Linked DNA regions of Mus musculus: all the other regions are linked to region 2. The links are chromatin loops, found by intact Hi-C in ENCODE. Cell type or tissue: left cerebral cortex. All regions are shown on one strand. Each heading gives the region's core, and the rest is flanking DNA. Links, peaks and the distances in the headings are about the cores only. Region 1 holds the start of Pcsk2 (proprotein convertase subtilisin/kexin type 2). Region 2 overlaps Pcsk2 (proprotein convertase subtilisin/kexin type 2). Region 3 overlaps Pcsk2 (proprotein convertase subtilisin/kexin type 2).

Evidence for each region. Hi-C counts contacts between places; a loop is a spot of excess contacts. Peaks named below come from ENCODE experiments on the same cell type or tissue, not always from the same donor. Only the 100,000 strongest peaks of a DNase experiment are listed, where the experiment ranks them.
Region 1: a loop joins it to region 2, with 2.7 times the contacts of the local background. A loop is called at or near these places in 4 of 42 quality-filtered maps.
Region 3: a loop joins it to region 2, with 2.9 times the contacts of the local background. A loop is called at or near these places in 3 of 42 quality-filtered maps.

The regions. Positions count from the first base shown.
Region 1 is chr2:143,541,260-143,551,447 of GRCm38, forward strand. It overlaps Pcsk2 (proprotein convertase subtilisin/kexin type 2), which reads left to right and starts at 4,874. Exons shown (of 12, transcript NM_008792.4): 1 at 4,874-5,405. The coding sequence starts at 5,232. It overlaps Pcsk2os1 (proprotein convertase subtilisin/kexin type 2, opposite strand 1), which reads right to left and starts at 6,578. Exons shown (of 3, transcript NR_040354.1): 1 at 5,146-6,578; 2 at 952-1,104. In left cerebral cortex, for the core only: CTCF peaks have their summits at 4,553 and 4,833; DNase peaks (open chromatin) are centred at 4,350, 4,641, 4,889, 5,244 and 3 more places; H3K4me3 peaks cover 5,314 bases; H3K27ac peaks cover 4,038 bases.
Region 2 is chr2:143,771,811-143,781,998 of GRCm38, forward strand. It overlaps Pcsk2 (proprotein convertase subtilisin/kexin type 2), which reads left to right. Exons shown (of 12, transcript NM_008792.4): 7 at 2,091-2,179. The region is part of intron 2 of Pcsk2os2 (proprotein convertase subtilisin/kexin type 2, opposite strand 2); the gene reads right to left. Among named protein-coding and RNA genes, the nearest start is that of Pcsk2os2, 12 kb to the right of the region's middle. In left cerebral cortex, for the core only: a CTCF peak has its summit at 4,850 (motif pointing left); a DNase peak (open chromatin) is centred at 4,830.
Region 3 is chr2:143,555,729-143,565,916 of GRCm38, forward strand. The region is part of intron 1 of Pcsk2 (proprotein convertase subtilisin/kexin type 2); the gene reads left to right. Among named protein-coding and RNA genes, the nearest start is that of Pcsk2os1, 13 kb to the left of the region's middle. In left cerebral cortex, for the core only: no CTCF peak of the experiment used is centred there; a DNase peak (open chromatin) is centred at 4,920; H3K27ac peaks cover 587 bases.

The DNA of each region.
Region 1 (10,188 bases), core at 1,274-9,273, 230 kb before region 2:
AGGAGCTAAAATAGAAGAAACAAATTTTTCAACACTTTGGAAAATAAGAAAGCAAGTACCTTTGTTTCTGAAGAGTTGATTAGTCTGAGTTAATCTGAGGATTTGTTGATGAAGTTGCAAAGAAAACACCACCTAACATTCTCTGGACTGACTGCTTTCCCGACAGTAAAATGCTTGGTAAATTGCCATGCGTTCACCCCACTGTATTAATTTAAGATGACTTAGAAAACAAACGCCATCTGAAGATTCTCAGCTTAAGGAAAAATAGACTTAGATCACTTAAGGAAAAACACATTAAATTGGTAAAAAGATATAGGAATTTGAGAGAAGAGCACCCACATGCCAGTAATGTGTAGGCATGAGTATAACCTGCGCATGTGAGTTAAATGTATCAAGAGCCTGAATCTTATACCACAGCAAGTGCAAAAGGATCCACGCCACACCATGGAAAAGTGTGGTGCAAGCGTTAACTGGGAGAGGGACATGGGTGATCAGAATGTGGCAGAAACATAGAGAGGAGATAACTGTTTGTGGAAATCTTGAGAATGGGTATGTGTAGCAAAACAGGAAGGACGGAGATGACAGGATGATGGGATGAATCTACCAGCAAGACACAATAGCACAGTATGTTCACAGAAAGGCCATGCTACCAAGTGAGGTGGTGTTGCTGCATTTGAAGTGTCAAATGAACACCACAAAAATGGCAACACACTTTGGTTTGATAAGATTGTGTATTTTTTTTTAAATCGGTTATTTTTTTTTAGCCCAGATTAGCCTTCAAACTCACAATTCTCCTGCCTCCAATCCCAACTGCTGAGATTAAAGATATACACCTTCTGTCTAGATTCAGTCAGGACTCTATTTAAATTATGACTTTAAGACATTCATATCTATTTCCCCCCTGGTTCCACTACAGTCTATGTAAGAAAAAATGACAGCAAAATTAGATACCTTCTGCGGTGGTTCAAACAATATGCACAGGTCCAGAAGTTCCTCCTATGGATGACTATGGTTTGCCCTGTTCCCCGTCTCTGACATAGCAGATTTTCCTCGACTTGATAGTGTGTGGATCTGAATTCTTCTTCCTAGAGAGTCTGAATACACCTGGATGGAAAAATCACAATCTTGTCCCAGGTAGTTTTTATTCTTGTAAATGTGAGTGTGTGTGTGTGTGAGTGTGTGTGTGTGTGTGTGTGTGTGTGTGTGTGTGTGTGTGTGTGAGTGTGTGTGTGTGTGTGTGTGTGTGTGTGTGTGTGTGTGTGTGTTTATGAAACGGAAATATTCTGATCATTGTAAAATATCTTCAACAAGATATTTGGGGTTGGTGACACATATTAGCACCAACCTATGTTGTTGCTACAGCTATAACAGAAAATAAAATAAAAGACTCAAAGATCTTAATGGTTTTCATATCTGATACTGACTATTAACACTTGTCAGCTATTTCCTCAAGTCCACCAGCTTAGGTGCATGTAAGAAGGGTTGGAGGAGGTTTGTGAACAGTGATCTCTTAGCCATGGCAATGCTGTCAACACCTCTGGAGCTGAAAATGCTTTATACCACACTATGGGCTTTAGCATCTCTGAAAGCACAGTTCAGGATCTAAGGATGCCTAAACTCACTGTTTCCACAGGTGGAGCAATACGGGTTTACAGAGATTCTATGGTTTGGCCAAGTGGCCACTGTTGACAGGCACAGCAGAACTTGCAGTGGTTTCTGCGTCAGTCCTTAGACCCACTAATGCTACCTCTTTGTCTCCTTCTCTCTCCAGCTGGCTTTCTCTGTCTAAGTCTACTGATATTAGAAAAGAGTTTGGGTAATAATACTTCTCTAGGAGAGCAAATTTGTGCACGCTGAAGGTGTATTTACATTTCAAATACCAATCAAATATTTCAATGTATTTCCTCTACTGGCTTATAGTAAGTACTTAAGTGTATTAAAAATTTAGCCTTTGCATCACAAAAGTTCTGTTTTAATTCTTCTGTGCTGACAGTATTGTGATAAATTATACACTACATGAACTACTCCAGACTTCAGGGCATCGGAATGCTGGCTCAGCGGCTAAGAGCACTTATTGCTCTTATAGAGGACCCAGTTCCCATTCCTAGCACCCACATCATAGCTCACAATTGTAACTCCAGTTCTAGAGGGTCTAATGCCTTCTCCCTGACCTCAGAAGGCAGTAGGTACACACATGGTTTACATACATGCACAAAGGCAAGAAACTCAAATACTCAAATGTAATTTTTTGTTGTTGATTTTTTGTTTTTTGTTTTTTTTTTTTTGTTTTTTGGGTTTTTTTGTTTTTATTTTTGTTTTGTTTTTTTTTTTACAAAAGACAACAAACTTCAATCAGTTATCAGGTTTTATTCAAACTGTATCTGGTTTTATAGCTTTAGTTATTTAAAATATAGACTTGCATCTTAATTCACTTGTCTGTTTGCTGTAACAAACTACCTCAAACTGTATGAATAATGAAAAGATTTCTCCCAGTTTGGGATATTAAGAAGTCCAAAAGCATGACATTAGTACCTGGCCAGTCTTCTTGCTTTTCACCCTGTCATGATAGAGAGCATCCCTTAAGAAGATAATAAAAGCTACTCAGGAAAAGTTTGCTTGTGTGCTAGAGTCACTTCCTCTCTCACTAAATAACTCATTAATCTACAACTGAAGTAGCCCACTCATGAGGGCAGAATCCTCATTATCCAGCTACCTCAACAGCCCCACCACCTCCCACCACTGCCACCAAGAGAATCAAATTTCAATAAGATTTCCAGGTGAGATTAACCATGGTGGTAGATTGAGCACACACTGGCATTTCATCCTTGGAGTTTATTTAGGAAATGAAGCATTGCTCAGTGGTTCCAGAGAAATTAATACGTAGTCTAAACAGATGGTAATTTCAGAGAGATTTAGATACATTAGCACTGCTATTTCCCAGCACCTATAATCTTCCAAATTGACTTATTTGATGCTCTTCAGATCTGTTTTCTAAAGGCTTGGATTTGTATCTCTGTGGCTGCTTTTGAAATGTTCTCTCCAGTGGTGAATTACCTAATGCAACGCTCACATTTGGTGCTATTTTTCTCAAATGACAATACAGAACAGGAGGGACCATGTGGTTATTGCTTCACACTAAACCAGTACTTTGGCTCAAAACGTGGATGAACTGTAAGGAAGACAAAAGTAGAGGAAAAGTTGAAGGCCTCTGGGTAAGGAATCCTTGTGCTATAGCCCGATCTGGGTGATGTGGTACAACATAGTGATAATAAGAAAGCATTCCTGGCAGAAATGAGCTAATGTGTGCAGCTCCAAGCCGAGGCTTCCAGGCTGATCTGTTAGTTCATTAATAATTTTCTAAAACCCTTGCTTCCATTCTGGAATCCTCGCTACCAAACCTCCCCATTGCCTTTCCTGGTTGTCTTAAAGGAATTCAATCAAAATTGAAGATGTGGTATGCTGAAGACTACAGCTGGATAGAACCCATCCGCAGAGCTTGCTTATACTTCTCTAGCAATGCTGGGGAGTAGCTAAGTCAGTGAAGACGATGTGCCTTGTACAGTAAGCATTCTCCTGTCCACCATTCCTGTGTCTCCTGTATACACTGTGATTTTGTGCTAAGGAGGAGAGTGGGGTGGGTGTAGCTGGGTGTGGTGTCAAGTCAAGTAAGTCTCTCTCTCTCTCTCTCTCTCTCTCTCTCTTTCCCTTTTCTTCCGCTCTTTCCCATGAAAAAGCATCTTCCTGACTATCCAATTTATAACAGGACTTTTTTTTTAAACTTTGGTGTTAAATGGTAAAAAAACGATGTAAATATACTCCATAACAGCTAATATTTACATTACTTAGAGCAATGGTTCTCAGTTCCTTACAGCAGACTGGATCTACTTCCTTACACTAGAGCAAGAAGGGGAAGTCAGACCTCAGCAGTTAACTGGACCTGGACAACAGCTGCCCCCTGCCTACTCAGCCTAAATTATCATGCAGCCAGACTCTTAGCAGGAATCCTGACCTACGCCTGGGATGGATGACTATACCTCCTTAAACTCTGACATTCTTGGTCCTGATGCAGCCCCAAACCCAGAGTCTAAGAATCTGTCTCCCAGCATAAGCATCACGTCTCCCTTGGCAGTCTTGGGATGCAGGTGCAGCGCTGACTCTAGAGGAGTCTCTAATAGCCATCGCAGGTGGGGGGAGGGCAGTCCGGACTCCCGCTGGACTGCCAGATGTTTAGTTTCTGGCCTCCTTGGAGCACCGGGAAAAGAACAGAGAAAAAGCTCCTTCCTGCCCCCATGAGTCACCTCTAGAAGGATGCTCTTCCCAGCCTGGGATTTGCCCAAAGTGGAGGGGGCGGGAAGGATCAAATTTGCTTTGTTATTGGGAGAATGGGAGAGGTGTGGAGAGGGAAAGAGAGGAGAAAGAAGTGAGAGGAGGGAAGACAGGGGAAGGGAAGAGAGAAAAGAGAGGAGAGTTGTTTTGTAGCTCAGACTAGCAAAGAAGAGCAACAGGGAGCGGCCGGCCGGCCGGGGGCCCCCCCGCTCCCCTCGGGGCCTCTGAAGCGGCACGCACCGTAATTCCCTGCCCGGAGCTGTGCAGATTTCCACAAACAATGACATCACCGGGCGCCGGCAGTGGGTGGCAGCGGGGGGGATTTTCCTGGGCGCGCAGCGGTCGGGCGGAGCAAAGCCGCTCCGAGCTGGCGGGGGCGCGGGCTCGCGGCGCCCCCGGGGACCCGGGCAGCCAGCTGGGCAGGGGAGGGCGGGGGCGGGCGGGGGCGGGCTCGGGGCGGCCCGGGGCGGGGCCCGCCGATCCTCTGGCCTCCATTGGCCGCTGGCGGGCGCGCGTCACCCGGGCTGGCGCTCGCCTCCAGCCCTCTAGAATTGGAGCCGAGGAGGAGCTGAAAATGCAGATTTAGCATCAAGCACAGACACACACTAGCTCTTTCTCTCGGGTACACACAGCTCCGCACATTCGCACCCCTGCCAGCCAGCCGGGCTGCGCGACTCCCCGGCTTCCCTGGCAGCCAGCTGCTGGTGGACAGCGTACAGATTTGCTGTTTGCCAAGCTTCTTTTCTGCCTCTTTTGCTATACAAAGATTTTTTTTTTTAAAAAAAAAAAAAAAGAAAAACAGAAACAAAAACTACATACCTATTTTTTATTTGCATCTTCCCTCTTCGTCCCCTGCTCCACCACCCTGCGCGCCTCACAGCCCCACTTTTCACTCCCAAAGAAGGATGGAGGGCGGTTGTGGATCCCAGTGGAAGGCGGCCGGGTTCCTCTTCTGTGTGATGGTTTTTGCGTCTGCCGAGAGACCCGTCTTCACGAATCATTTTCTTGTGGAGTTGCATAAAGACGGAGAGGAAGAGGCTCGCCAAGTTGCAGCAGAACACGGCTTTGGAGTCCGAAAGGTAAGATTTTTTTTCCATACATTTCACATGTTGTTTCCAGAGGAGGGACAGCCTTGCGCAATCTCGTTGCAGATTTGCAAGTTTTCTGTCTTTTTATGCTATGCAGCTATTCTGCCATCGGTTCTCAAACACGACATTGCCTCCGGTGATCTTTCATGGGTTATGTAATTAAAATGTCCTTCATCTGTATTAGAAAGGTCAGAGAAATAATTTGTTGGTGTTTGACTTGGTGGGGGCAAAATAAGACCGCACCTTACAAAGGATGCTGTGCGCCCCGGCTGCTGTCCGAGGTACCAAGTTCTCCAGGCTGCCTAGGGACAGAGGGATAGAGTCCAGAGCAGCTGGGCTTACGTCGACTGCTTTGCCAGGGAAGTCTCCCAGCCCCCCACGCCCCGGAGAAAGAATAGTTTCCCACCGACATGGCTCAAAGATCGAGCGTTGCAGTTCACCTCAGTTTTCCGACCCACGCCTAAGGACTTCCCTCCCAGCGACTTTCAGTCCCTGCTTTTTTCCCCAGTGGACAAGAGCTTTCTGACTTGGAAACAAGGACGGAGTTCTCTGTCCAAAACGAGTGCTGAACTTGTGCGCTTTGGCTCCTGCCCACGACCTCCCACTCCAGAAGCGCACTCCTGTTTGGAGAGTTCTTAATTTGCTTCTTTAGGACACCTCGCTGCCAAGAGAGATGGATTCTGAGGGGGATTCCCCCCGGAAAAGTCGAGGTGTCCTCTCCTGATGTGTGGGCAGCCAGCGCGGTTTTCCCCAGAGAGCACGGGGATCCCCATTCCAAGAAGTTGTCCAAGTTGAACTGTTTGGATAAGATTTCGAGCTTTGGGTGCCTCTGGCAACCTCTGGATAAGTTAGGGTACTCGTCCTGCGGGGAACAGAGGAGAATAATTCATTTGGCGGGGAGCATGCCTGACCTGCTCTTCCTGCGAAATATCTGTATCCCAGATCTGGAGTGTCCTTAGGGGACCTGGCACCGCTAGGGGAGAGTGAGGATGCAAGGAGAAGCCAGTCTGAGGGGAATGGAAGGTCAAAGGATGCAGCTTGGTACCCGTGGGCTGTCCCCTCCCTCCTGATCCCACAAGAAAAGAGGCTTGAGAGAGCATTGGGTTCCCTCCCTAGAAGGGCAACACAGGCTGGTCTCCTCTGTCAGAACTTCCTATGTCTCTTGCCGAGTTCCCAGCTACTAGGATGACTCCTTCAGGAGCGCAGGGCTCTCCCGCCTACACTCACCAGCGGCGCGGCGGGCGCGTATTCTACCTCAGCTGTGTTTGGCAGCGAGTTTCACAGAGGTCCTGGAAGAAGCGCAGGTCTGCGGGTGGCGCGCGGGCGGGTCTCACACACCTAGAACTAGTTGCTCCCGAGAAGAGAAGTGTGGGTGGAGCAGGGGAAACCAGGTTCCTGTTGATAGAACAGTCTCCTGGCCTCCTGGCCCACGGAGACTTCTTTCAAACGACATTCAACCCTGAAACAAGCTGATACCCCACCTAACCCCGCTCCGCCCTCCTCCCCCCATTGGCAAAATCCAGCGTCCTAGCGGCATTGGCAATGAGTGATTATAGTTAGCTGATATCTGACTGTGAGATCTTGCATACTTTCCCTTTTGAAAAAAAAAAGATTTATCTCATCGTGTGGGGGGGTGGTGGGGGGGGTGTAGGTTGGAACTGGGATTACCGAAGGTTGTGAACTGCTCCGTGTGAGCACCTGTATGCACCCTTAACCCATGAGTTCTCTTTCCAGCCTGCTTAGATGCATTCGTATTTAATATCAACAGCTGCAAGAATGCTTCTGTTATTAGAAAACCCTTGCTAGGTGTTGACAGGGCTTTATGGCTGGGCTACCCTACGAAGGGAAGAGGCAGCAAGATCTTTAATTCTTCTATACCTGTGTAACCCTACCTGTGGGTACCTTCTGTGTCAGCCCTTTCTGACAAGGAAGGAAACCCATCTGCTGCAATGGTTTTCCATCTCCTTTTTCTTTCCCCCTGGAAAACACATTCTTGAGATCTGATGCTAAAAACCTAATGAAAGGTAGGTGTAACTGAGCCTGATAATGGCTAACCCTGTCAATTTTTCAATATATTTTTTTTTCCTAATGGGAATGAATAACTCAGTGAGTGCTTAACGGTTGTGATGGTGAGATTGAAGCCAGGAAATATAAAGGTAATCTTATGGTTTATCAGCAATTTGGTTCGACTTTGAACAGAAAGACACATATACTTTGGGGTTAACTATTTCTCCTCATTCCATTCTTTCTTGGAGAGGAGGTCACTGACTGATTTTGTATTGCAATATCAAGCTGCAATCCTCAGCTATGAAGAACAGGCTTTCGATTTGGTGTCTCCTTTTTCCTCTCCTTGTCCTCTCAGATAGTACCTCCTAACCAAATCCTAGTCTTTTGCCCTGATACGTATTCAAAGGCTAACCCATGTATGACAAGGTACTTGTGCCTGAAGAAGCTTTGTGGTGCAATGCCCAGAGAGCATTGAGCCCTCCAATGAGCCTTTTTTTTTCCTTCTTTGAAGGATCACATGCTGTTGATCCTTCAAGACCTGGACCTAAATCTTGCCTGATGCTACAGCCATAAAGAGCTTCCCTTCTCCCAGCTGCCCACAAGGCAGGAACAGCCACTGCCCTCTGTCCTACCCTCAGTCACTCATGGGAACCTAAGTATTCAGAGCCAATGTCCTCTGTATTCCTGGCTTCTTTGCCTTATCCAGTCAACTGCTGTGCTTGACGGCCCTTAATGTATTCGTATGACTGTTTCCCAGGCACTGTCCTCTCTTGGTCTCTTTGCACTGCTCTATACTTGTCCCAACTTCTTATCCTGAATTTTGTACTTTAAACCCTAAGACATCCTTCTCTGTGGTTCCTCTAAGCCTTAGCAGATCTCTTCATCTCCTCCTGCTCAATGTCAGGTATGAAAGGTTCTCAGCAGCTAGTTATACACACATAGGAAGGGGCAGGGATGCAGATGAGGGGAGCCTTCTGTGACAGAGTATCTCATCCTAATCCCACAAAATAAGTAGAATTGTCTGCATCAATCTTCACATGAAATTCAAAGCTCTAAGATATTAAGTAACTGCCTTATATTGGCAAAGGAAATAATTCAAACATAAATCCAAATTCACTTGACTACTAGCTGTCTCCAGGAAGCCATCCCTGACTGCCAAGAACTTTGCCTTGGAGATACCATTTTGAAAATGTGAAAGAGGGGCTTCTTACCTTTCCTTTCTTTTTTTACCTGTGCTATAATTACCATTTGTTTGCTGTTGAGATATGAAAATGTGTCACTGACTACCGTGCACATCTGTATTCATCTTCAGAAGATCGGAACTAAACAATTCTGCTTTTTCCTAGCCCTGATGCCACATGTTGTGCTGGGCATGAAATGCTGGGAAAGGTTTTGTTCATGATTTAATTACTTCATCACTAGAATATCAGTAAAAGCAAATATTTATGTTTTCTCCAGGAAAGAAAGTAAAATACCTGTCTAGTTTATTTTTTCTGTTTTATTTTAACCTGGTCCTCACCCCAAACCATGTCCACTGAGATGCTATATACAAAGAATTCAGTGGTGACAGGACTGACTTCAGATAGCACCTCCCACTTCTCAGGACATTATTTTTGACTCTTCTGAAATGGAAATAAAAATGACTTATCAAAATAATGAATCCCATATCACAGTTTCAGCCAACTGTGTGTGAGAATGTTGAGCAAAATAAGAAAAGAGTAAAGTTCCATTAATAATTAACATTTTAAACACTGTTAGACATTTTTTGTTTTATTATGTTTAGATTTTTATGGATGGAGAGCTCACTGGGGTGCTTTCACAGATAACATTGCATGACCATTTTTATAAGTGTAAGGATATTTCTATTCTAAAGGTGATCTACTAGTAATAGTACTAGCAGGTAATAAAAATAAATTTTGGATCATTGTACTTTGTGGATATATAATTTAACATATGAAAGAACATAGCTTACTATTTTCACAAAGTGAGTATACTGGATCATAAGCACTGAAGTCAAGAAACAATTATTATCAGAATCCCCAAGGCCCCCTACTGCTTCCTGAGCACTTCTGAGTTTAGGCAGATATAAACATCACTTTGGGGTATACCAAAGTCCAGCAGGCACTCCATATCCAGGTGGCTTCATATCTGCAGACTCAATCAGAGGTGGCTGAAAAAAAAAAAACCAAGGTGCATCTGTACCAAACAGATATTTCTTAGCTTGTTATTTCCCCAAACAATGTGTTTACTGCACAGCATTTGCACTGCATTAGGTGCTATAAGTAAGTAGATATTATTTATAGTACTTACAAAAGTCTGTATGTTGACTATATACAATTTTATATATAAGAGATCAAGCATTTGGAGTTTAGGTACCAGGGATGCTGGCACAAACTCACAGTAGATACTAATAGGCAGCAGTGCATGGATTTGGGTAGACATGAATGTGCCTTCTGTAAGATATTACTAAACTGGAGTTCATAATTTATGCATACACCTGTGTTTAGGAAGTAGCATTAGATTTCTATTGCTATGTGTCCAGGTGAGTTTTTATTGCCAACTTGACACAAATAAGAGTCATCTGGAAAGAGTACATTTCTAGTGATGAAATTTCCAAGATTAGATTGGCCTGTGGCCAATTCTGTTGGGAATTGTCTTAATGTTTGATTGATGTGGGAAGGCCCATCCCACAAGGAAAGGTGCCACCCCCAAGATATTACTAAGTTGTATGAGAAAGCTTGCTGAGCATGAGCACAGGAGACAACAA
Region 2 (10,188 bases), core at 1,199-9,198:
CATTATTGCACAAGTGAGCACATTGTGCATGGTGGGTTGGTCTAATAGATCACTAGAATCACAGGAAGGTAAGACCATTGATGCCTTTCTCCTCCAGTATCCTACATAGGACCTTTCAGGGCTGTGAATGCCAGCATGGCAAAAGCATCTAGCTCAGTTCCAGCTTTATTTCTTTATATCGAGTTGCCACAGTGCACAGAATCTTCAACAATGAGGTCTTATCATCTAACTCTGAGCAACTAAGAGAAATATCAAGAGCCTGTACTGTGAGGGAGTGACCTTTGAACTCTCCAGCTTGAAACCTCAAAGCCCAGCCACAGTGAGATAAAACCTCCAATAAGTCCAAACCTCCTAATCCTTCCCAAACAGTTCAATCATCCTGGAACTAAGTATTCATGAGCCATTCTCATTCAAAATACCACAAGTAGACGGTTTCCCTGCTACTATTTTCCCATGACCTATCTAGCCACAGGTTTTCAGCCTCATTGACAATGTCAACTACGGCTTCATCTCATGAAGCAGGACTTAAATCCATTCAAAAAATGGTTGGTTACCCCCCCAAAAAAATTCATGCCATTATTGCAACAGCAGGCATATCTTGCCAGGCAAGTCATTATTATAGTGTTCAGGATTCACAACTGGGTGAGTCTGATGATTTCTTTCTCCTCTGGTGGCATGTGTAGCACCTTCCTAAACTATAAAGCTAAACAGTATGAATAAAGCTTTCAGATGAGTATTATCTAGATTTCCTTACGTTCTATTACTCCAGTATATAGACAATAGTGTTTTTAAAGGGTGAAAGTGGAAAAATAGAACAGGAAGGATTAAAAGGGATGGGGAAAGAGATGGCAGGGTAGAGAATATAGGGAGTGACACTAACACTAAAGGCCTTTGGAAAAATTCACATGGAAACATACAACTTGAGAAACGTTCTAATATATATATATATATATATATATATATATATATATATATGTATATATATATATGCACAAAAAATTTAAATGGAGTTTACTTTATAGTAGAGGTACAATACTTCAAATAGATACCATATGATACCAAATAAACCCCAGTACCAGGAATGGGCTACCTCATTTTGAGTTGTTGGCCAATGGGATCACATGCCTCCCCCCCCCCCAAAAAAAATTATAGGCTATTACCAATCCTACTGATTACCATCCAGAACTTCACAGTAAGATCTTATTTCTTCAGATTTCCAAAGTTTTCAATATATTCAATATTCTCACCTTCTAGGTTAGGTTAGCTCAGAATTTGTTTTGATGTTATCGTTGGTGGTGGTAGTGGTAGTGGTGGTGTCCTTGTTCTTGTTCTTGTTACTCTTGCTGTTTTGGCTATTATTGGGCTATTTGGATTGTTTTCCTATTTTCTGTCTTGGTGTGTTTATTATCATTGATGCCTTAAAAAGCTATTGGATTCTGTATGCTAATTTTGTGTCCTGCCACTTTGCTGGAATTCTGGTTGTTGGTTCAGAATTTTCTGGTGACATCTTTAGGGTCTTTATGTCTAGAGTCTTATCACCTGGAAACAGGGGTCCTTTAGCTTCCTCTTTTCCATAATACTGAAAAAAATGTGATTTCTTATTTTTGTGTCAAAGTGGAAACCTAGTTCAATGAAGGTAACTGAAGGTAACTGACCATCACTCCATCCTTGGTAGGCAATATCTCGCTCCTGTATGCTGAGGCACCCTTGGAAGTAACTACCCACCCATAGATCCTAGTGCTTCCAACAGGCTAGCACACAGCTATTTTATAGTGTGTTTCATTTTTAAGAAAACCTGTGTTTTCCACTGGAAGATGCTCCAAATTTTAAAGTAAAGACCAGTGGTTGTGGTTAAAAGCATTCTCAGAAACCTCTTTATAATAGAAACAACCCAGGGTCAGAAAGGCCACTGGAGAAAGGGGAGGATAGAAGGGAATTTGGGGGTTGACAGACAGATAATTATCATTGGAGGAGGGGCTCAAATACAGCTTAATCTTTAAAAACTAAGTTGCTCCCTGCAGACAGGATTGAAGAAATCCCCTATAAATGCTTTTGACCATGTGTCTGACTTGTCTCTATTTTCCCCACAGCCATGGAACTAGGTGTGCAGGAGAAGTTTCTGCTGCAGCCAGCAACAATATCTGTGGAGTCGGCGTAGCATACAACTCCAAGGTGGCAGGTGAGCCAGCCCTGCCCGAGACAGGCACAGCCTGACCTGGGAGCTGTCACATTCTCATCTCCAGTTTGCAGGGCTCAGCACATTTATCCCACTGGGCAGTTCTGAGACCCACAGGTAGAGCAGGCATGGGAAAGTCATTTCATTCTAGCACTCGCACAGAATTCTTTAAACATCAGACACCCCCAAAATAGGCAGAACACACGCCCATAGCTCAAATGTGAATGGATTTTCATAAATGTATGGACCACTCGACCAACAAAACCCACCAAACCCTAAAGACCTCCTCCTCATGACCCTGTGTCCAGGTATTACCCATACCTATCCAACCAAGAGTAACCACAATCTTGTTTTCTGACAGCAGAAAGAAATGACTATCTCAGGTTTTTAACTTGATATTAATGCAAAGTTGCTACTTTAAAGTATTATGTCAATGTCAATAACATTTTTATAGAGAGAACATATTTGTATTTTCAGGTGTGAAGGATTATTTGTAAAGATACTGGGTGGTCTTGAAACTGTTTTATGTGGTCCAACTCATCCTTAAGGAGACCTGATCCACCTGTAGCCTCTTATAAAACACAGCTGCATCGAGTACTTCATGCTTCCTTCCTTACAAGGGTTTTAAGAATGGGAGCAGAAAGTCATTGAGATTTAGGGAGAAAAACAGACAGATAATTTCTTTCCTGGCAATTTAATTGGACCATAAGCCTACTTTGTACTGACACTTGCATTTCTAGAGGCCTAAATAAGGCAAATGGATGCTCTCCAAACCCACCCTTAGCTCTTTTCAGACTGTTTATAGAGACCCCTGACTGGACTGGGTGCAGATTTCACAAAAGACTATGTCTGGGGGCTGGAGGCTGGCTTAGTTGATAAAATACCTACCTTTTAAGTACAAGGACCTGAGTTTGAGTCTCAGAAACCCCATAAAAAATGTCAAGCATTATGAACCACACCAACAATCAGCATGGCATGATAATCCTAACGGTACAGTAGTGGCATGAATACCTTGGTAACCAGCAGCTCTCTGCTTGGACTTAAGGCCTGCTCAACAAGAGGGAAACTGTGCCTGGTACAGGAAACCTAATCAACTATTCAAAGCTAGTGAAGTCGTGAATCTTGAAGGAGAACCTACAACCACTTCACTAAACCATCACAATTCCCAGCTACATCCTAATATTTATCCTTATACACACAGATAAGTGTGGTCCCTATCCCTTACGTAGAAACTTCTCTTTGCAACAGATGGAGACCATAACAGAAATCTTCAACCAACCAAAATGTTGAGCTGTGGATCCCAGTCCCAGTAAATACATCTACAAAGCAACTTGGGCACCTAAGGCTCGGGAAGCATTATGGGACAGAGGGCAGAAAGATTGTAAGAGCCAGAGGGTGAGGGAGTTTCCTGTGAGACTGTCTCTCAGTACTGTCAGAAGCTACACCCATAAAATATCATCAACATGACTTCCTAAACATGAGCTGAACAAGGAAAGCAATAGACATGACAAAGTGGACAGGGGAAAGGCCATAAGGACTCAACCCTACACAAAGAGCTACAGGCAACTAGAATATGCTTAGAATTTGAGAAATTGTCTTCAAAGCTACCAATTTGCTGTTCAATTCCAAATGATCATAGAAGTAACATATATACAAGTAACATTATATGGACTGAGTGGGTTATATTTAGGACTACATGTATAGACATATACATATGTACACATAGCAACAATTAATAAAAAAGGGGGGCCATGCATTTGAAAAAGAGCAAGGAGGGGTACATGAAAGGATTCGGTTGGAGGAAAGGAAAGGGATGGTGCAATTATCTTGAAAAGAAAAATGATCCCGGTATTAGGGACAGGGAGACAGAGGATTCCAGGCATTTCCTGGGCACTTATTCTAGGCTAATTAGTGAGCTCCAAGCCAGTGACACACTGTCCCCAAGGAAATGGATAGTGTTCCTAAAAATAATACCCAAAGTTGTCCACAATCTCCCCAAGTACATGCATGCTTGAACACAAGCAGGCATTTACACACACATGTGTGCACACATACTCAGAAAGAGAGACAAACACATACTCACATGTGCAAACACAGAGAAAGAGATGCGCGCGCGCACACACACACACACACACACACTTGCGCGTTTCTGAAAAAGTTAAGATCAGGGCTCTTCCTTCTTCTCCTTTGCCTGCTTTACTCTTTTTCTCTTTTCCCTGGATGTTTCCTCTAGAAACATCTCAGTTCCCTAACCCCTAGTCCCTGCATTCCCTAAAAGCAAAACCAAAAGCAAGGTAGATAGTCTTCTGTAGCTTCTTCTAGCCTGTAAGCAGCAGGTTGGACATGCCTGTCTGGTCCAATGCGATGCTGTGCCCCATTAGCGTATCAGAAGACAGTGAGGGCTTCTGCTTGAGGAAACACCAAAGTTGGTCAAGAATTGCAAGCAAAACCAGTTTCAGCATCCCCCAGTCATACAAAATTGAGAGGGGAAAATCTTGTATTCATTCAGGCTGATAATCCTGAAAACTGTGTGTGTGTGTGTGTGTGTGTGTGTGTGTGTGTGTGTGTGTGTGTGTGTGTGTGTCCTTTACTAAAAATGAACCAAACTCTTCCAAAGAATTTCCCTTAAGCAATTTTCTATGCTATGGAGGACTAAAGCGCCACCTGGTGATCTACTGAGATAATTGTCGGTCTGTGGTAGTCTGGAGGTGCTTGGTAACATGTTGGTAACTAGTTCTGATAGGAATACTTAGTGAGCCTAGAAAAGGAGAGAAAAGGGCTTGTCGCGGTTTAGTGGCAGAGACTTAGAATCCCAGAACACAGGAGGCTAAATCAGAAGCATCTTGAGTAAGAAACCAGCCTGCGCTGTATATGAAAACAGAAAATAGAGAATGAATCTTCTAAAGGGAGAGGGAGGGAGGGAGGGAGGGAGGGAGGGAGGGAGGGAGGGAGGGAGGGAGGGAGGGAGGGAGGGAGGGAGGGAGGGAGGGAGGGAGGGGGAGAGAGAAAGAGAGAGAGGAGAGACCGCTTCCTGCCTATCCAGCTCTTCAGCTCATAGACTTTGCTTCTGTTTCCTGTTGGTATTCAAGCATTCTTGATGTCATATACAACTGGCCATGAGTTTGTTTCAGTAAATACACACTTTGACACAAGGCTACCAGTCCATCTAGAATCTGCTCTTGTAGATGCAGTGCTAAGTTGACTAGTCTGTTTAGTCTGTTTTCCTCCAAATGGTAAACTGGTGTTGCCAGCACCATCTCTGCAGTAACCCCCACAGACAGTCATGTGTGTATCGTGTGTTGTTTATTAAGTTCCTATATACATGAGTCAATCTCTAGGTAAATTCAGTTTAGATAAAACCATCTAACATATTAATTAGAAAGTATGTCTGGGCATGGCTGCCATGACTGAGGCCATAGCTTCTCCCCTATGCCTCTCAGGCTCAATCAGTTCCTGGAAATACCTCGCAGACACATCCAAAATGATGCTTCAATAATTCCTTACGTATTCCTCCTGCATTAGTCAAGTTGGCCCCTGAAGTCATCCGTGCCATGCATGGCCATTTGATTCTCCCTGAGCAACCACAGTTTCCACAAATGCAGTGTGTGTCTACTTGATCTCCCCTTAGCACTGCAGCATCTAGATCAGAGTGTGGTTCACAGTCTGTGCAAATCCTCCTTGCTGGATAGGAGGGAAGAATGAACAGGAAAGGGAGGAGAGAGAGAGAGAGAGAGAGAGAGAGAGAGAGAGAGAGAGAGAGAGTCAGTCAGTGGACAAACCCACTAAGATACTAATGACCACAGAATGACAGAATGGGGACAGCAGTAGAACTGAGAGATTGGAGACCTGAGGTCAGTGGAATGTCCACCCAGGAGGTAAAACATGTCCTTCTACCAGAACCATCAGCCTCTGCTACTTTGCCTCCTTCAGATCAGTTCCCAGCAATCAGGAGCCTCTCCAGACACTCTCAGCTCATTGCTTCTCAAATACAGCAGAGATGCCAGTCTAGTGAACCCTTTGCACAGTGCCCTGGGACGCTCCATGCAGAACAAAGTACAAGACTATCAGCCAACTTCCTCTGTTGAAAACAGAGTGTGTGACTTTTCCCGGGCTCTCGTTTTCAGAATCTCTAAATACTGGAACCCAAAATGACTCTAAAAGTCCAAATATCTGCAGATACTTGCATAATGACAATTATAAAAACCAATAATAACAATCAACACATTGCCTTTCTGTCAAGCACACTGCAAATCTCGACTCATTTTATGTTCTGTGCAATTCTATCACATTATTATATCTCTATATGACTTGTACTATTATGTCATAACCTTTTGCATGCAAAACTTAAACACAGGAACCGCACATCAGTAAATTGTGAGGTTATTTTGCACCTGGTGTCCCTGATTGGGAAGCTGCCATTCTGCTGAAGTAGCTGAATCAGAGTGGCATTCCGAGCCTCTGTGACCAGAAAGCAGCTCCTTCCTCTTCATTTGTTCACTCAGGGGCATGTGAGACCCTTAAAAATATCTTTAAGGGGTGTCATTCAGGCTCCACTTTCCTGCTCTCCCAGATGGGTCACAACTGGTGGACCCTGGGGAAGGGGACAAAGCAGGAGCTCCCTGGGTTCTGGCATCTGGTTTTAAGGACACAGTTATTCCTGCATTTTCTCCACTCAGCCAGGGAAGGAGGCTGGAAGAATTCTAACCACACTGACTCCTTAAGAGTAATTGTCTAACATGGAGACTGGTGTCCAGGATTATTGCTATAGTCTGGAATTTAAATCATTTCAAAAAGCATCTGAAATTTTAGTTGTTGATAGTCCCTTAGTCACTTCTTTAATATGAATTTCAAAACAAAAAAAAAACAATTTTATTTATTTTGGAACAAGTCCCTTTCTTCAGTGGGTAATTGTGTAAGGAGGTAACCCAATTCCTCTCCTTTTTAAATTTTCACTTTTAGACTGCATTTTACCTGTTCAGCAAAAGGACTGGACTTGAAAGATGATTCAGTAGACGAGCATATAGCCATGTGAGCCTGGTTACCTGAGTTCAGTCCCTAAAACCTAGAAGGGAAGGAGGAAACTGACACCTGAAAGTTGACTGCATGCACATACAAACATGTCTTAGTTAGGGTTTTACTGCTGTAAACAGACACCATGACCAAGGACAACATTTAATTGGGGCTGGCTTACAAATTCAGAGGTTTGGTCCATTATCATCAAAGTAGGAACATGGCAGCATCCAGGCAGACATGAGATAGGAGGAGCTGAGAGTTCTACAACTTTCTAAAGGCAAACAGAAGAAGACTGACTTCTAGGCAGCTATGATAAGGGTCTTAAAGCCCACACCCATGATGACACATTTCCTTCAACAAGGCCACATCTACTCCAACAAGACCACATGCCCTAATAGTGCCACTCCCTGGGCCCACCATATTCAAACCACCACAATACATGATATACACATGCATACATCATACACATTGTGTATGTATATTATACACACACAAACATAATATACATACATACATATATCATACATACATGTACACACATAACATAATGAAAAAGGGAGATTGAGAAAATACTGAAATTTAAAATCTATCAATCATAAATATGTAAATGGACAAAACTAACAAACTTTCCCATTAACATTACTTGCTGATTCGTCAGCGTAGCGCTGCTGAAAGCTCAGGGCAGTGCCCAGCCTTTGGGGTGATGTGGCCTCAGGCCTTCAAACCATTTGTATAGTTCATGGATGTTGTGTAGGTGGGAACCCATGGTGACTAGCAGGTGAGACACCTCTCTCCCTCATTTGAAGACAAGGGTGGAGAATCAAGACCATGTGACATAATTATTCCCACTCTGAGCAGAGTAAAGCGAGGTGGCAGACAGGAAAGTCCTCCACTTGTGCACGGGCTCACAGTTAGTTCCATGACACCTTGGGCTTCCCCAAATAACCCAAAGCAGAGCAGGCCCAGGTGGATCTGCCCTGGGCTGCCTTCCTTCTCAAACCAGAGCAGATGAAACCACACAGGAGATGAGATCACCTTTAGCTGATTTCTTCACCATAAAAAGATAAACGCTTGAGGAGACAGACATGCTCCATCTCATGGTAGCCCACGACGGTGTTCGATTTCAGTGTTAATTAGAAACAAAAGGTAATTTTAAAAACAAATTTAGTAAGGACACTATTGATTGAATTTTAAAACAAATAGTAAGGACACTATTGATCACATAACATGAAACTTCTGTCACCAATGAGTCACTTCCGCTTGGCCATCGCTCTTATTAACCACCTGTTTATACAACACGTTCGGGAGTTTTCTATACTTAGTATCTGGATCTTTTAAGCAAATCAATTAAAGTCGCCATAAGCATCATCAATGATGACTGTTCAGACCCTAAAATCTGGTTGAGTGTGAACTTGCTTCTTAGCCTCTGGGGCTAATATTCATGAGCACAGAAAGTACCAATTATCTGTGCCCAGGTGATATATTATAGCATGCGCTGGTGTCAGATGAGAGCATACCTCTGGAGACAGGAATAGAGAGGGAGGTTCTCCTGAAATCCACTGGGTCCTTGCAGCCCCAGGGCACCAAGTTATACCTTTCTAAATGTGTGGAGCAGGAAAAGACAGAATACCTCTGACCATTAATGAGATGTACAGACCTGGGGGTGGGGGTGGGGGTGAGTTGGGTGAAAATGACAGCTATGCAGCCTGTAGCTGTCCCCACCTATCAAGTCATGTCAACCAGTATAGCATCTTACAGATGTGAAAGCACTGACCCCCCCAGCTCCTCCCACACCTCTCTCTCCCTGTCTTCCACTATCCTCCCATTGCTCACAGAGCACAGGTGACATAGAGACCCTCTCTAACAGACTTCAGGTCACCCTGAGCCTGTGTCTTGGTCACTAATAGTGCTGTCATTTGCAAAATTAATACTGTATCACATTCAATTAATTCATGCCTCCGTCCTCTGGAGGTTAACATGATTAAAAGAAATGCCAAGAGCCTGGCCCCAGAAATATGAATGAGTCTAACCTTCAGTCTGTGACACCCCTACCTCCCTCGATGCTAAAGCTGCCAGATAAATACACATCAGTTTCTGTGTTCTTTCTTGTTCATCACAAAGGGAGCTCATGTCATGGTAAGGTAAGAAGCACACTAAGGAACCAGAGTTGTAAAGAGGAAGAAGGTTCAAGGTGCAGCCGCCTGCCCACACTGACTCTGACAAACCTAGGGCTGCCATCAGCCAGCTGGTGGGACACTCAAGGCCTACTCTGGCCAGTGTTAAGCTTGCCTCACCTTGCTTTTTGCTTTTTAGGGTTGACTGGTCAAGCCTGGATAATTAATACCAGACAAATTCAAAACTGTATGAACTTTCTCCCTAAAACAAGAGAACAACCTGTTTATTTACCACCCACCAAAGCAAACACAATTTCACTTTTTAAAAAATTTCTGTTCAGCTTATTCTGTAGCCCAGTGGTCTCTATATTAAATTGTTGCAGGCCTGCTAGAAATTGACCCAAAATCATGCATATATACATACATACATACATACATACATACATACACGCACATATGTATATTTGTGTGTGTGTTTGTGTGGATGTGTGTTTGTGTGTGTGTTTGTGTTGTGTGTGTTTATGTTAGTGTGTGTGTGTTTGTGTGTGTGTGCTTTGTATGTGTTTGTGTGTGTGTGTGTGTTTGTATGTGTGTGTGTTTGCGTACTTGTATTTGTTTGTGTGTGTATGTTTATGTGTGTGTTTGTGTGTGTGTTTGTGTATGTGTGTTTGTGTGTGTATTTATGTGTGTGTTTGTGTGTCTGTGTTTATGTATTTGTGTGTGTGTGTGTGTGTGTGTGTGTATCTATCACTGAGCTACACCAGTATTTCTTAATGTTTATTTGGAACAAAATCTTAGTAAGTAAACCAACCTGCAGTCTTCCTACTTCACCCCCCTAAGTTGCTTCTCTTAGAGGTGGGCCACTCAGGCCTAAGAGTCTAAAAC
Region 3 (10,188 bases), core at 752-8,751, 220 kb before region 2:
TACATTACTGCTTATACTGATCAGCTTGTTAGATTGTCACTTCTGTATCATGTCACATATACATGTTACCATTCTCTACAAAGCCATGGTGCATAGTATTTCTTACATTAATTCTATCTGAGATTAGTAGTGTGTCTGCAATACACTACTAATCATTTTGCCAGACTTCAAGCCCAAATTGCTCATTCTCATTAAATTATTTTTTTTAGTTTTATTGAAAAGCAAAAGGGGCAGCCTAAGCATAAAAAGAAAGCTGTCCTCAGTTTGAGATGAAAGGTTTAAAGGGGAAAGATGGACAGTGATGTTATATTTGTTAAGCAATTGATAACCATCAAGTGAGCCTTGGCACATTTCCATTTCCCTAGAATTCTCAACTTAGGAGTTAACAGTAGTAAAAGGGAGGAAACCTTTACACAGAAAAAAAAAAATGCCTGTTGTAAAATCAAGATCAAATATAGCTTCAAAGGAAAGTATGGTGATGGTATTGCTATTATTTGAATATGAGATGTCCCCAACACACTTGTGTTTTGAGCACTTGGTCCCTAGATGGTGGCACTGTTTTGAGAGGCTGTGGAACCCTCAGGACATGGTGCCTAATTAGTGGATATGAGGCACTGGGTGAGCCATAGAGGGTTTTTAATTCATTCTTGCTTTGTTCTCTGACTTCTGATTCACCATGGTATAAAGAGCAGCTGCCTCATGTTCCTACCACTGTAGATGAAGACTCCCCTGTTGCCAATGGCCTGTATTTCCCAAGACCATGAACCAAAATGAACCCTTCCTCCCTTAAGCTGCTTCTGTCAAGTACTTTGACACAGTGACAAAAAAGATAACCAATATGAAGTTGTAATTATTTCAAAGTGTCAGAAGTCAAAGTCAACCTTTGGACCAAGGGAAGAGAAGGTGGGACTGGAAAGGAGTCAAAATTTTGGACACTGCTGTTGGCAATTGGAGAGAGACCTGACACGAGATGATTTGTGGGCAGTGCTGGGACACAGCAGTTAACTGAGGAGAAAAACTTAGAATAACACCATAGAGTCATTTTCTAAGGAAGCCTACAGATGGCTGTGATGAAAAAGAAGTATTAACATCAGAATAACCAGAGCTCTCTGGCATTGCACAGTGGACCTCAGTGTTTTATCCTGTCTATGAAACAAGTTCACTTACACACTTACTGAGGCCTGATAGTTTCTCTGGCCTGGGAGTGGCATATTCTCAGAGTATGTAAAGATGAAGGTGTTGATATGCGCTAGGAGCAGTTTTCTCAAAAAAGAAGGTTAGATAGGAGAAGTCAAAACAAGTGGAGGTACTAAATGACAACAATTTTTTAAGAAGCTGGTGAAGGGAGCGAGGAGGCAGCATGATTTGCTGTCATTAGAATGACTCTTATGAACAATGATTTCTAAATACTTGTCACACCACTGGCAGATTGCTATGCCACCAAAATATTGTGACATTCCTCACTAATTGAGTCTGTATTATTCTAGCTGGTTTACCCAGAGTCATTTAAATTTTCACAAATAATAATGGCAATTATAGAATTACAGCCTGTTGAAGCAGGAAGAGATGTTTTTCTGAAAAATATTGGTTTTACCCTTCATTTTACATGTGATGAAAAGGAGATGAAATATGGTATTTATGTTGTTTTATTTGTTGTTTTGCTGTTCCATTTTTCAAGGGGCGATTTCAATTCTTTGTACATCTTTGGATTTTTCATTTTGCTTACTTTATTGTGTTGTCTGTTTTGATTTGTTTTTGAGGTATGAGTTCCCTATATAGTCCAGGCTGGCTACTCATTATGTACCTCAAAGTACACTCAAACTGACAATAATCCTCCTACCTTGGACTCCCAAGTCCTGAGGTTCCAGGCATGAGCTACCAAGCCTAGGGCATACGTTGTATAATTGAGTACTTGTATGGTGGTTTGAATAAGAATGTCCTCCATAGAGTCATATGTTTGAAAATTTAATCCCCAGTGGAACTCTTTGGGAAGGATTAGGAGGTGTGGCCTTACGGAGGAATTGTGTCACTAAGAGGGGTAGACTTTGAAGTTCATTGAGCTGAGCATATCAATTCACTTCAGACACTCCTGATCTGCATTTCATGATTTTCTCCTGAAATTTTTGTAAATTATAACTTTCTAAACAAAGTTGTTCATAGATTAAGGGATTCCAGCAACAGCTTGTTGGATTTACCTTTGATGAAAGACAGCATAAGAATCTATCCTTCCCTAAGAACACTCTTGGTGAGCATATTAATTGCCTTCTCCACTTCTGTGATAAAACATCATGACCCAAGGCAACTTATAAAGAGGAAGGTTTATTTGAGCTTACAGTTGTTCTAGGGAGGTAAGAATCCATCATTATTGTGGCAGGGAGGTATGGTGGCTAGAGCAGGATTCTAAAAACTCACATCCTTTCCTATAAGCACAAAACAAAACAAAAAACAACTGGAAATTATGTGCATTTTTATACTCTCAAAGCCCAGTACACCTCCTACAAAAGGCAATGCCTTCTAATCCTTCCCAAACAGTTCTCCCAACTGGGGACCAAATACTAAAGCCTATGAACCTATTGGAAACATTCTCATGCAAGTCACCATAGTAACTAACACTAGACAGTGCATTTAGTAAGCACTCAATAAATATTAAAATAAAGCATGACAGAGACCTAAAATCTTAGCATTGTCATTTGATGCTCTCTGTTGAGCAGGAAAGGCTGTATGTAGTTGTGTATGCCTGCAACTGAGGTCCTGGAAAAGAGGTACAGTCAGATTCCTAGGTTCAGCTATAGCTAGTCCAGATAGCATGAGAGACTCTATCTCAAGACCTAAAGTAGAGAATGATAGGAGAAGATAGTTGAAACTGATTTCTGCCCTCTACACATGCAAACACAAAAAAGCCAACTTGTATGTGTGTACATTCACTCATAAAAACTTTTCAAAGAAAACTAAGCATATGAGAAATGGTAATCAGACTATACTATTTTGTACCTGTGTTAAATACATTATTTCCCATTGATTAACTGCTCTTAATGGCCTAACATTTTAAGACTTAATTGTTGATTAAGAACTTAGGACAGAGAAGGGGAAAAAAGTGATCCACAAATACTTTCTGTTTTAGAGTGCTCTTGGCACTAAAGGAAAACATAGCTTCACTAGCTAGCAGCCATTATCTTTCATTGTGGTAGAAGTTCAAACTCAAGAAGGTGGTTGACCTTCAAAAATCAATTCTAGTTTATTTTTTGAATCGTGAACACAAGGGAACACCCACAGGCAGATGGGTGCATGAAAAGTACTGGCGTGTACAGGTACTGTTTTCATGACTGAGGGAATGGAGGCAGGGCATCAGCATCAGCAGATTCTGAGATCAGATAAAGCTAGAAAAAACATAGGTTCTGCTTTACAGAATCCTAAAGAGATTGGGATTGTTTTCTAAGCAAGTAAGGCACTGTGAGTCTCCGTGTGAGGCAATGAAAGATTACATGAAGCAGGCAATGTTGAGATCATGTGACTTATGTGACTTTTGTAATTTGAACAGATTAAAATGAAAGGAAATTTATAGAAGAGATTACAGGATGTGTAAGAAAGTACCCAGAGGTCTTAAAGAGACGCCAAGTAGCATTTTTTGAAAGAAGTGGGCCAGAACCAACTCATGAAGAGTTTCCCACCACAAGCTGAGGAGTTTGCATTTACATGTAGAGAAAGGTCAGCCTTCTATGATATTTAGCTTACCAAAGTGGCCACATACAGGAAACCCCAGGATAATCAATGAGTTGATAGGGGTTGAGGGAAGCTATATTTCATCCTATCCCATTTGCTCTACAGAATCCCTCACTTCTCAGCAGCAGACAGCACTTTCCTTTTAACAGATGAGTTACTAGGAAGCTAGGTTATGTATCTTTCATCTCATTCCCACTGGCTGATGACATCTATGATGCTAATGGTTTGATTAATTACTGTCCTCGAGTCTCGGTGAATAACTGTAGGAAGCAGCCACTTATATCTATGAAGTTTAATTCAGCTAGGAACAAAATACGTACAAGTACCTTTTAGAAGACAGACTATCATATAAAAGCCACATTTTTTAAAGGGCAGGGAGGACAGAACAGCATCCCTGAGATGCCAGCCCACCTGAGAGACAGAAGGTTCCTCAATACACCAGAGAAATAATGTTCATTCTAAGTTTTCCTTCAGGGATGATGAATGGAAAGAAAGGCTAAGTAAGGATGGGGCTCAGATACCCTCTACCTGCTTCATTACCTGGCTGGCCTGTGTTGAGATGCCATCTTCAGTTCTTAGGCATAAATCATAGTCTGAATCCCATGCAAGCTGTTTATACTCAGTATTAAAACAAAGAACAACTCAGCTGTTTCATTCTGCTGTACTCTCTGTTAATGCGAAGTGTGGTTCTTACACCCACAAAGTGGACTGCCATTCATGGAGAGCAAATGCTTAGGTATGGCCCAGAAGTGGCCAAGGTTGGCTAGAGTCATGTGTTCCAAGGATTGAACCAATGACTTTCCATTCCATACACATTGAACATAGCAAATACGCTAACTTGGGATGAACATTCATTATTATTTTATTAACAATTCTTTGTTAAATCCTGTGGAAATAAGGAACACTTAAAATGATAGATGATACTGGATGATGATACAACTTAATTCACAAAGCTTATTATTAGTTCTTTGGGTAGGTTGGTAAACTCACCTAATCTGATGTCTCCATTTAGCTTTTTAAAATATCTGCACTATGAATTGAGGAGTGAAAACTCTTAGCACTCGGTCTTCTACATGCAAACAACAAACCTTATGTAAGACTCTAAGGAGCTGTAGCTGAATGCTGTATAGCTCTAGCCTGCTTCCCCTGGCCTCGTGTTGACACAGAGCTAGAGACACTGTAAGTAATGAGGCTGCTTTACTGCATGAAAGACATCTGTTTAAAGAAGCTGTGGAGCTTTCATTCCTCTAGCAAAATCATATTTACTTTATTCATCTAAATAATGTGGCATGCTTGCCTTCCGTATGAAATTATCTCGTGCTGCTTCTCATTGATTGAGTTTTATGAGACAGCATATGATTTTATGTGCATCCATATGCCACTCTGCTGAGAGCAGAATGTCCTCTTGTTCAGTGGTTTCAATTACGACATTCTTTTATAGTTTTAGCATTGTTGGATGTACACAAAATGTCCATTTCTTCTCCATTTTCTTTTTTCATTGCCCAGCTATGCTCCCCTCCCAAATTAAAATGAAAGAAAATAAATAAATAAACAAATACCCAGAAGAACTTGTTCTGTATCCCACTCCTAATGACTTCCCATTTGGATAATTATAGCTATTTGGAGTCCATTGAAATAGGCTGCATTTGTTTGCTATATAGACCTTTGGCTGTGGATTCCAGAAACAAGTGAGCGAGGTGCACAGTACGTGCCCACAGATCTATCTTGTCCTCAGATTGTAAGTTTACTGTTAGGCAGGTGTGGTCATAACTACTACTGTGGACCTGTAGTAACCACATTTAAAAGACTGTACGTTGCAGCATGAAGTATACCTATGCTAAAACACCTTGAGTCAACCTAATCACAAGAACATGGCAGACAAGCCCCCACTGAAGGACAGTATAAAGTAATTACCTGGCCTCTTCAATTGTGGAAATGTTATGGAAGGAAATAAGGACAATCTAAGGAACTCCTAGAAATTGGAAAAAAATAATAATTCTATGCAGTAAGTGATCCTGGCCTGAACTTTAGATCCAAGTTTTAATTTTTGCTACAAATATTATTAAGACAGTTGTCAACATATTGATGATGTCCATATATTATAAAATATCAGTAATAATTTTCCTTTTTTATTTGGGGGAGTGTTGAGACAATTCCTACTGTGAAACCAAGGATAGCCTCAAAGTCATGACACTCTCTGCCTCAACTTGCTGAGTGCTAAAATTTCTACTATTCCTGGCTTTGGTATTAATATTCATATATTAATGTGGCATTTGTTCTTAGGAGATACACACACCATTACAAGATAGTCACAAATTACTCCAGTAAATTTAAATTTACAATGTGTATCATAAATCTTAGGATTGCTTGCATGACAGAGTAAAGACCTTGTAAAACAATAGAAAATGTGTGTGTATGTGTGTGTGTGTGTGTGTGTGTGTGTGTGTGTGTGTGTGTACATATATGCAGTGCACTAGGAGCCTCACTATTTCTGCCAATGTATTGTAAGACTAAAATCGTATATTAAAATGTAAATTATTACAGAAATGTGTGGACTGACTCCAAACCAACATTCTGCTATCTCCCTCTCTAAAAATGAACTGGCTTGAACTGCCTTTGCCACAGTGGGCTTTGCTACTTCTGCCACAGCAGAACAGTTTTCTGTAAGGCAAACTGGTAACTGTCTGAACTTCACTTTTCTTACTTAGCTCAGATGTAAACTAGAAACCCAGGCCCTTGTGATCTAAACGACACACACAGACACCCACCCACCCCACATTAAGTTGCTATAAAACCCCTATAGCTTCTCTAATATTCACACAAACTCCAGCTCATTCATCAGACCAGTTTTCCCTAAAACTTTCCTATTAGCAAATCATATTTCTGTCCTACATGTGTGATCCACATTCTCCAGAATGCTTACTTAATCTTGAAACTTGGCCACTATCATGACTGATCCACCCCAACAAAACCTTGACCATGCGTCTGGCAGGGCCTTTTCTTAATGATATCAAGGGCAGAGTTAAAATATGTATCCCTGGGAAGTCCTCAGTCACCACTGGGGTACAAACATTGAAAAGGACTTTTGGAAATGAGATTAGTGGTTCCTTCGGGCCATCCTCTGACCTCCTAGCTCCTCACCCCTTTGTACTCTGTCTGTGCTGCTTTGGCATCCCCCCTTCCTATGGCATGACTGCACTCAGCTCTGCCCAGGCACAGCATTTTTTTCTTACCTGGGCATCTATGGCCTCCCAGACCGACCAACCATCACATGATTTTCCAAAATTGAACGTTTTTGCCCCCCAAAACGCTCTCAGGAACAATCAAGATGGTAAAGTCTTTACTCTCTTGGTTTCTATGAAAGTAAGACCTGGTGGTGAGATGCTATGGACTCCACTTGCTTTCATTTTTCAGAATAAAAATATCTTTATTGTACATGCCAACTTTTTAGAGCCCACAAATAGCACTGAAGGAAATAATACAGAGAAGTGAACACAGGACAATTAAATCAACTGAAATGTTATACCTGATATAAATTTTCACTAGCAGGTGAACATCTGATATGCATCATTTTTCCTGGATGCCTAACTCATATATACTTCTTGGTTTACTTAAAAGAGTACATTGTAAGGGTCTCTGTGTCAACAAGGAAGGCAGTAGAGCTTTCAAAGCTGTGTCATTCCAGCTCTCATCTGTTAAAACACAATAAACTTATTTTCCTATAGATCCCTTTTTCCTTCACCACCATCTCACCATCTCTCTGCTTTCTGTTATTCTGTCCCATTGAGACTGATGTTTATATCTTAATGTTTAATTTATTCTGATATTATTGTTCAGAAGTATAAAGTTGGAAGGATGGATGGCCATGATGATAGATAGATAGATAGATAGATAGATAGATAGATAGATAGATAGATAGTAGACTGACAGATAGATAGATAGATAGTAGACTGACAGACAGATAGATAGATAGATAGATAGATAGATAGATAGATAGATAGATAATAGACTGACAGATAGATAGATAGATAGATAGATAGATAGATAGATAGATAATAGACTGACAGATAGATAGATAGATAGATAGATAGATAGATAATAGACAGATAGATGATAGATAGATAGATAGATAGATAGATAGATAGATAGATAGATAGATAATAGACTGACAGACAGATAGATAGATAATAGACTAACAGACAAATAAATAGATAGATAGATAATAGACCGACAGACAGACAGACAGACAGACAGATAGATAGATAGTCTCCACTGGTTCTTTTTCTACATCTCTCCTGCAGAGTATTATGTCTTGTCTTAGCATTATGTATAATTAAGGAAAATCTAAAGTAATCTCTGCAAATTATCAGAAAAATGCAGGCCCCATCCCTGTTTGTTAAATGCAATCCCCCGAATATAATGGACAAATACTTACCAGCAGATCCACTTTACAATCCTGGCTGTATTGTTTTATCTCCCAGTTTCATTTCTGAAACATCTTGACAGTAGCTTCTCAAGGACAGAATTGTAAGAGTGTTCAGACGTAGACTGACTCCTGGGCTTACCCCCAAACCAGACACCCAGTCAAACCCAGCCAAAGGTCAAAAAAGTAAGCAGGGAGGGGTGGGGTGGGGGTGTTGGGGGCAGCAAATTCAAGGAAGCCATCAGGAAAAGCAGCTTTTGACAGCAAGGCTGCAAGACAGGCCTTCATTTGGAAAGTGCTGGATCCCAGATGACAGAAGTCACTTCTAAGATGCACAGAAGGGCACCATTTGCGGACAGAGCCAAGAACACACCATTTCTGGAGCACCCATGCATCATCTAAGCAGAGGACTCTGGCTTCAAAGGAGGCAGGTCTAACCCCAGTCAGAAAGCGCTGCCTCTCAATCTGGGGTTCCCTGGTCCTGGGAGAAGCAAGTGTGTAGGTTCAAATAAATGCTTCAGCTTGGAGTGCACATAATGAGAATTCTTGGCTCTCTAAAAGTCTGAGTTAGTGGCGTTATTATATTGGTACCCAGCCTGCGTCTGCAACCTGATGGATGGCTGTGAAGTCTCTTCCCACTCATTTTCTCCTTCCTTCTGGAATCGTGACCTTAAGAGAATAAAGTGATAGCACAGAAAAACAATGTGTGTGTGCATGCACATGCGTGTGAGTCTATGTGTGTATGTGTGTGTGCGTGCGCACAAAGGCATGTTTGTGTGAGTCTGTGTGAGTGTGTATATTATTTACATACATTTGTGTGTAAGTCTGTGAGTGTGTGTGTGCATGTGTGCGTTTCTAGAAAGAAAGTCATTTAAACATGTATGAGATGCCTAATATGAGAAGTTTCCTACTGGGGCACTCAGCTGAGTGTTTGAAGACCTACCACTGTTTATAATTTCTCAGCTATTTGTAATACTAAACTATTCTTAGATATGGAGGAATTCAAGTGTCAGCATCAAATCACTCAGATGTATGGGTGGAAAGTGCCTTCCCCTGCTGGGAGGCACACAGCATTTCTCTTCCCTTCCCAATGGGGCTCCTGCATACACAGTGTTCTCAAACAGCTGACTTGTCAGAGGACCGAGATCTAGAGTCTGCACTCCAAAGATAAGAAGCAAAGTAACCAATATCTGCAGATAAATAGTCCATTAATTTGTGATTGGTCAATGTATCTGTTTATACATTGCCCAAGAGGAAGCTCATTAGAGTTTCTGAATTTAGCCTCATTGGACCAATTAGTTCCATCTTTTTCTACAGCTTAGAGAGCTCTTAACAAAGAAACCAACATCATGGTTCCCAGGGGCCCAAAAGAGGAAGTGTCACTCACAGTCTGGCTACACACGTGAGTTCAACTCACTCTACCAAGAACTCCAACCCAAGGTCTCACTGATTCACAGCCCTGCTTACAAAGATGCGTGGGGCACAGAATTAGGAAGGATGCTGAAGGGACTCAGAACACCTGAGCCCACACCTTACCTCACAGTGGTGGTGGTGGAGGCTGTTCTTTTGTTCTTCTGCACAGATGCATGTGTGTGTGTGTGTGTGTGTGTGTGTGTGTGTGTGTGCGCGCACGCGTTATGTGCATGTGTGCACACCCATTACTGTATGTGAGGGGGATGTAACTCCAGTGTCTTCCTCCATTGCTCTCTACTCTCCACCTGATTTTTGAGACAAGGTCTTTCACTGACTCTGACCTCTCTGGTTCAGCTAGGCTGTCTATACACCAAGCACTGGAGATTTTGTTTTCTCCATCCCCTAGCTCTGTTTTTAAAAGGTAGGAACTCTGGCACATGCTCAGTACACAAGGACCTTGAGGGCATTGGGCTTAAGTGAAATAAGCTAAACATAAAAGGGCAACTGTTGTAGTCTTCTGCTGGCAAGAGATATTGCAGACAGAAAGTAGAAAGTTGCGAGCCTGAAAGGAAAGGGGAGTTTGTTTTTAACAGGTTGTCATAGTTACTTTGCCTGTTGCTGTGTTGAAACTA